Linked DNA regions of Mus musculus: regions 2 and 3 are each linked to region 1. Evidence: chromatin loops called from intact Hi-C (ENCODE). Cell type or tissue: left cerebral cortex. All regions are shown on one strand.

Region 1 (2,500 bases):
ACACCCTGCATTGGCAAAATCCACTATGATCCTATTATGGATCTATGTATGTTTTACCAAAGAACATTAGGCAAAACCATAGCTTCCCAGAAGATACTTGCCAATGATAGCTCTTGTCTTGCTTCTCCTCTTGATACTTCTTAACAGCCTACCACCCTTTGCATCTCTCCAATGGAGAAAGAACTATTGGTCCAATTCCCATCCACCTGTAATATTTCTCATTAATTCTCAGTTTTAATATTTAAGATCACACATCATCAACAGAGAAGTCAGATGGAGAGATTGTAGGATGGGTGGAGGAATGGAAGGGTATATGAAAATTGACTCCTCCAGTATTTAGATGGCATGGCTAAAGCTCTACTGATTCTATGCTAGGTGTTCCTCCACAACTTTCCCTGTGTGATCTCAGGAAGCTTCAAAATGCTATCAAATATCTCTTAATTCTGCCTGTGAGTGCACCACAGTAACAGCAAAATAAATATCATACTCAACACCCACCGTGGTATATCTGTTTAACTCTACATCCTTCACAATAATGACCCTGGCTCTGTCCCTGCACATGTCTAATAAAGACACGTTTCTTTCTAAGAAAGATGCTTCCAACCAAAAGTGCCTCTTGGTGGAAGTTTTGGGTTCCATAGTATCATAGTTTTAGGTTCCATAATAATCAGGGTGGTTTATTTACATCAAAGATCTCCAAAGCGAATCACAAGTATAGAGTGGAATATTCTGGGAAGTAGTCATGATTGTGTATGTCCTTGACTTATGTCTTCAGATCCAAAGCCCTGGATTTGAATATACTCTTCCTCAGAAAGCATCAGCTACATAAATTACCTAAGAATTAAATGATTTTTATAACAACTGGCCTTGCTACTGGAACTAACAACAAGAGACCTTGAAGCCTAGTTCTGGTCCAGATTTTAACAACAGGAGCAAGAACCAACAGGCAACTTGTACAGTTTTGTTTGTAGAAATCATGTACAACAATGTCAGATTGTTTACTAAATGTCCTTCTGAATCTAGTAGATCTTTGGACAATGCTTTCTGAGAGGAGAATCTATTTGCTAAGCTCTTGAGAAGGTAGAAGTTGTTAGGCTGTAAAACCACATTCTCATACAATGCAATTTAGTATTGGATTGTTCTTCAGAACCTATTCTTATCACTGGTGGTGTGATCTTGTGAAAAGTGCTGTCAACATCCACACAATAAGAAGAAAAGTCATCCTTCTCTATATTACGGTGATGTGACAGTCTCCTAGACACCAAAACCTCACACAGGGCTCAGCACATCCTTCCCTAGAATGGGTGCCACTATTAATTGTGAAAATTGTACTTCATTGCACCTGCCAACTTCTTACTGGTTCAATTTCCTCTTCTCCATTTAGCACCTCCCTAATTTTCTTTCCAGTATGAATGGACAACAATTTCACTCTTCCATTTCTCTCTACTTATTCACAACCTTGGGGCTTTCCTCCATGTTGCTAACTGAAGGAATTTCTTAACGAATTAAAGACAGCCCTCCCCATCCCCCACCCCCGATGAATTCTGGTGCCAGTTAATACTACTTTTTTTTCCCCACCCGGACAGATGACCTTCTCTAACAGCTATTATTTTTGTATACTCAGATCTGTTTTCTTACATAAGATCTGGCTTCAGTCCTACTTCTCTGAAGAAAGATGAAACCTCTTGGGGAATCTGCTGTGAATCACCATCTCTATTTCTGCAGAGCGCCTGGCTCTTGCTGAATCTAGAAGCCAGGCCAGCTTCTAGGAGAAGCCAAATCACCGCCTACTATGGGAAGAAACCTGGGAGAGGATGGGCAGAGCTCTTAGCAACAGCAATACCCAGTGCAGGGAAGCAGCAAAAGCTTCCCTGGGCTTGAAAAAAATCTCAAAGAGTACTTCTATTCTTTAAGGGAGATTTTGCTTCCAGGAACTGACTGACATGTGAGTCTAAAGAGACATCTGTAGGAGAGATTTTTAGGGAAAAGACCCTTGGACTCAGCTCAGTTTCTTTACAGGAGGCTCAGTCAAGATAGGAGAAAATGGAAATTCCTTAACAAATTAGAAATAGCCTGCTGCTAACACCACAGACTAGGAACTGCTCTTGGTCTGAATTTTTGGTAAATCTGTAATTATACAATGACAAATACATGTTTTTGCTCCACAGTTGGAATGGATCTTACTTATATAAACGAATTGTGACATTTGGAAGAAGGAAGTAAATAACAGAGAGGTCATGTGACTTACTCAGTGCTGCATAGCCAGGAACCTGTGAGAGCCATAGATCCCTCAGGGGTTGGGAACCTCAGGACCCAGCTTCCTGGATATAGATAAATCTGCTCTCTGGAGTCATAGAAGATCTATCAACTGACAGGGTTCTGTTTCCTTTGATGTTCACACAAGCTCTCACCCCAGTAGGGAGCTGGGCCAGGAAGAGTTGAAAGCACCTGCCCCCAGGTCTACAGAAGGACGCATGAAAGATCCAGACTCAAATGCAGA
Region 2 (2,500 bases), 270 kb after region 1:
ACAAACACACACACACACAAATTTTGGGTCCAATTCTATTGTATATCAATTTTGATTAAAAAACATTTGATGTTAAAACTGAGAAACACTACAACTAAATCATCACACACTTCCTCTCTTGACCATCAGGAATTAAAAATACTGTGATATCTCCTCTGGTTTGTCTGTACTCATTCTTTTCCTAGGACTATCCAGCTTTTGGGAATATCATCTCTACATGGTGAAAGAGGCTGAAGAGGCAAATCAGATATATAAAACCTCTTAAACCTTGTCTTATAAGTGGCAGTTGTCACTTTGACCCATATGCTCTTGTCCAGGCAAGTCACATGGGCAAGCCCAAAGCCAATCCTTCCTACTAAGGGCAGATGCCAAAGATGAGACCAAAAGGAAGGCCAATGGATAGGACAAATAATACCAGGGCTCAATTCTCCTGCTTCTGCCCAGCAATTGTTCTACTGTCTTGCTGTGTGTTAACAACCTAGCTTTTTTTTCTCATGTTCCAAGCAAATGTTCTTAGTCTCCTCCACATATATTCCAGAATCACATGCCTCTCTGATATTTGGTTTACTTCTCTCTTTCTAATGAATGTCTGAACATGTTCTTGGTTAAGACAGTAAATGTTGAGTGTTCTTTACTGTGGGTCTTGAAGAACTCATGTTAAGGCAAACAGCAAAGACCCAATCCTTTGAAAGAGATAACCTCAAATATCATCATCTATGAGTTCTTTCTTTAAAGTTACCAATTTCCCTCAAAGTGGAATTTTTCACATTTTAATCAGGGGAAGGTGATGGCTGCCAACATTTTTGTAGCAGAGATGGGAAAGTGTGACGATCGTCATTAAAATAACTCTCCGAAGATGATTCAAGGAAAGAGAAAGGCATCCATATGGGAAGTCTAAAACTCAAGATGGAATAGTAAGCAAGTGGTAGATCTAAACCGGGAAGGAGGAACACAATGCCAAACAGTTTTCAACAACCACCCAATTTCTCACTCCTCACTGTGTGCTCCCCTGATGGCAGAAATGCTTGTAGCAGTTTTGTTCCTAACTGAAAAGGCAGGGATGGGGCAGTGGAATACCCATCAGCAAGATAATGGATAAGGGTTAGAGATGGGAAGGTGGAATGTCCCTCAAGAGGACGGTAGATACAGTCATGGTTTTCTCATTCAAATTTGTATGAAATAGTGGTGAGCAAGGAAGAAATGCAGTGGCATAGAACAATATGTATTCTTGGAAATAAAATGTCAAGCTTAAAAACCAAGGCAAATCCCAAGAGAGATTATAACATTTTAACACCCTAACAAAAGTTTCTAAGCAAGCTTAATTAAAAATAAATGTTATAGCTCAGTGGTTAAGAACACTAGCTTCTTTTCCAGAGGAAATTAGTTCAGTTCCTAGCGCCCATATCAGATGTCTCACAACTACCTCTAACTCCAGCTCCAAAGTTTCTGATTCTCTTTGGGAACCTGATCACATGTGGCATGAACACACACACATACAAGAATAAAAATAGAAATAAATCTTTTAAAATGTTTCTGTGCTTATTGTGATTAAATAAGGCAAAATTCAGAGAAGTGTTTCCCTCTGAGAAAGGAAGAGGGTAGAATATGTAAGTAAAGCTTAAACCATGCATTTGGAAGTGGGCATACAATGTTCCATATATTATTCTGTTTTATAACTTGTATAAATCATTAAATATATGGAAATATTTCAGACACATTATCAAAAGTAAAACATGAGATAGAAATAAAGACCAGAACAGAGTTTCAGAAGATGTTTTCAGAAGATGTTTCTAGTAGCCTTATAATATTTTGGGTAAGTGTAGAAATGCTAATTTGAAGTCTTAATCTAGAAAGGCTTGTTCAAATTGTAGGCAAAACAGGCAAGTATAAAGGAACTCACCCTGGAGTGGTAGTGCATACCTGTAATCCTAGCAGTTGGGAGGCTACAGCAGGAGGATCATAAGCTTTGGGCTAGCCTGGGCTACATAGTGAGATTCAGTCACTAAACTAGGACAAAAGACAATTTCAAACTAAGATAAATTATGGAAAATTATACTAAATAACAGAACAAAATAAAATACTGAGCAAGTAAAACATAAAAATGAAATCAATCGATAACATAAGACATAAATATGCATGCTCACCAATTGAAAGGGATACATAAGAATTTGTAGAGCTCTAGGAAAATATTATATATTAGATAAAAGAATACAGAATGATAGGGAGGGAGGAACCTATATAACAGGAAAAAAGTAAATGAAAGAAATCTGACTTTATATCAGAGAAAAGATAAAGATCAAAAGCATTCTTAGAATTAAAAGGCATCACTATATAATAGCAACGTTTTCCTTTACATCAAAGATACAACCACCATGACTAGTGAGACATAATCATAATATAGCCTCAAAACTTACTGAGAAAAAAAATATGATCTGGAATTAAGGTGGCTCCTTTCTTTTTCTTTTTTTTTAAATTAGGTATTTTCTTTATTTACATTTCA
Region 3 (2,500 bases), 350 kb after region 1:
ACCCCTGTAGAGGATCCAAGTTTGGTTCCTAGCATCCACACGGAGTGACTCACAACCACCTTTAACTCCGACTCCAGGGTATCTGATCTGGCATCCATGGGTACCTGGACTTAAACATTTGAATGCACATGTGTGAATGCACATACATATGTTTTTCTTTCTTTTATTGAAAATAGATTTTTTCATATGATATATTTTGATTATGGTTTCTCCTCTCCCCTCCTACTCCTAGTTTCTTCCTGTCTGCCCCCTCATCTGGATCTTTTTTGTCTCTGGTTACAAAATAGAAAATAAGAAATAATAATAAAATTAGATAAATCAAAAACAAACAAATCATAACAGGACGAAACAGCCAAACAAGATAAGAGCCAACAGAAAAAAAGACACGAGGAACACAATAGATGCAGGGACACATGTGTGTTCATATTCAGGAATCCCATACAAACCCCAAACCAAAAGTCATAGTATATACACAGAGGACCTGTAAGGTAGGAAAAAAACTGCTTTTAAAAAATAAAAAATAAAAATTTCAAATGAGCTACTATATACATACACATGTTCAAGTATAATAGGAAACTGTAGAAGATATTTATTATAAGCTAAATCCAAGCCAATCATTACTGGATGTGTGACCTTAGCCAAGTCAGAGCTCAGGGTCTGCTCCAAAATGAGACTGTGGGATAAGAGAATTGATCACACCATTGCTCCCAGCCCCATTAGGCAGTAAAGCCTATCAGAAAACAGATGTGTGATCCTTTTAGAATGACAACAACAGCTGAAGGGAAGCAGTGTGTTCACGAAAACTCAACCCTCTATTTAACTAACCCACTCCTACGTGATTGGCATTCCTCATTCAGGAAGTGAAGGGACCTTTGAGACATGAGGCATCTGGTGATGACCATTACGTTCTGGGGAAACAGAAACATGGGCTGTAGGGTGGATAACTTGGATGCTTTCTGTCTCTCTTACACTGAAACCTAAGGAATTCCCATCACAGTTGCATGCAGATCTACAAGACCTGTATGGGGTAGAATGCTCCTTGATAAACCAGACTCTCAACACTTGGGAATCCGTCAAGTCTGTGAGTGTTTCCAAATGGGAGGAGAGAGGTAAATGCTAAGTCACTTCCCTGCTCTATCTCCCTATAGCCCACTTGCTCTTGAGAAGAAAGTGTTCCTTCCTCTTCCATATCTAAGCCAGCCTCACTTGTGTTTCTGACTTCCAAGGCTGCATCCTTGTCTTCCTGGTCACTGCCTTCCCACAAAAAACCTCTGTATTTGATATCCACACTATCACAGACACAAGGCAGTTGTAGGTAGCAGATTCCTGCTGAAGTTGGGGAGGCAGCCAAGAAGATTTATAGAGAGCAGAAAATAGCTTCCAATTAAACGTTAAACACTGAACAAGAAAGGCAGCTTGCACCCCTTGCTAAGGAGGATGCCAGATCACTTTGTCATTGCTGTTTTTGTTAGCACCCCAAGAAGCCACATGGCTCTTCATCTCTCCTACTCTAAGCTTCCAGACACCAGAAACTTCTTGCCTTGCCTTCTTATCTACACTGAGCTCACCATGACCCCTACAATGGCCTGCATGATGTAGGAAAGGTATAAGGGAGCTTGCCTTCATCAGCTAATATGTCCACTCATTCCTTAAAACCACAGATTTATTTATGCAAGCAAAAAAAGCTTGTCTTTTATAGACAGTACATCAAAAAAGTCTCATTTTCCTTATAACTTTTCCACTCATTCTCTGCAACTACAAAAAAAAAAAAAAAAAAAAAAAGAAAAGAAAAAAGAAAATAAAAATAGGCATTTGCCATGCATGGTGGCACATGCTTTAATCTCAGCACTCAAGAGGCAGAGGCAGGAGAATTTCTATGAAGGCAAAAACCAGCCTGGTCTACTACAGTGAGGTTCAGGATATCCACTTCTATGTAGAGAGACCCTGTCTAAAAAAATAATAATAAATAAATAAATACCTAAAGTGAACAAAGTGATTATTTTCAAATTACCTATTTCTGGATTTCTCTGATCATGTGGCCTCATCTGATTTGTCTTTGTTGTGATTTCAGTATGGAATGTCCTGCTCGCTATGAATGGGCAGCCCTGTCTGGAAGGTTATAGAACCTTTAGGCAGTGGAACTGTGCTGAAGGAAGGGACTGAGTGGTGGGATCTGAGGTTTACTAGCCTCTTTACTCCTTGCTTCCTGACTGTGAATGGCAACTGTGAATTGCATGTGACCAGATGACCCTCATGCTTCCCCATCATGATAGGTTGTACCCCCTTAAACTGTGAGCCAGAATAAGCCCTTCCCCCTGGAAGTTGCTACCTGTCAAGCATTTCATCTAAGCAACTAGTATCACCATAGTAACTAAGGCAGTTTTTAGATGGATAACTTCCTGAGAAACGAAAAGCACTAAGCCATCACTCAGCCAAGGAGGTTAGGATGATTTCTATGTGCTCAGCCCAGGGAGTGGCACTATTAGGAAGTATGGCCTTG

What was found. Hi-C counts contacts between places; a loop is a spot of excess contacts. Peaks named below come from ENCODE experiments on the same cell type or tissue, not always from the same donor. Only the 100,000 strongest peaks of a DNase experiment are listed, where the experiment ranks them.
Region 2: it touches region 1 in a loop (3-fold over the local background); 2 of 42 quality-filtered maps call a loop at or near these places.
Region 3: a loop joins it to region 1, with 15 times the contacts of the local background. A loop is called at or near these places in 3 of 42 quality-filtered maps.

Annotation. Positions count from the first base shown.
Region 1 is chr5:44,875,372-44,877,871 of GRCm38, forward strand. No RefSeq gene overlaps it. Among named protein-coding and RNA genes, the nearest start is that of Gm36076, 49 kb to the right of the region's middle. In left cerebral cortex, no CTCF peak of the experiment used is centred here; DNase peaks (open chromatin) are centred at 1,301, 1,784 and 2,362; H3K27ac peaks cover 2,290 bases.
Region 2 is chr5:45,143,471-45,145,970 of GRCm38, forward strand. All of the region lies in intron 5 of D5Ertd615e (DNA segment, Chr 5, ERATO Doi 615, expressed), which reads right to left. Among named protein-coding and RNA genes, the nearest start is that of Gm46912, 18 kb to the right of the region's middle. In left cerebral cortex, a CTCF peak has its summit at 1,022; DNase peaks (open chromatin) are centred at 873 and 1,397; H3K27ac peaks cover 961 bases.
Region 3 is chr5:45,228,902-45,231,401 of GRCm38, forward strand. The region is part of intron 4 of D5Ertd615e (DNA segment, Chr 5, ERATO Doi 615, expressed); the gene reads right to left. Among named protein-coding and RNA genes, the nearest start is that of Gm46912, 67 kb to the left of the region's middle. In left cerebral cortex, no CTCF peak of the experiment used is centred here; DNase peaks (open chromatin) are centred at 1,075 and 1,395; H3K27ac peaks cover 624 bases.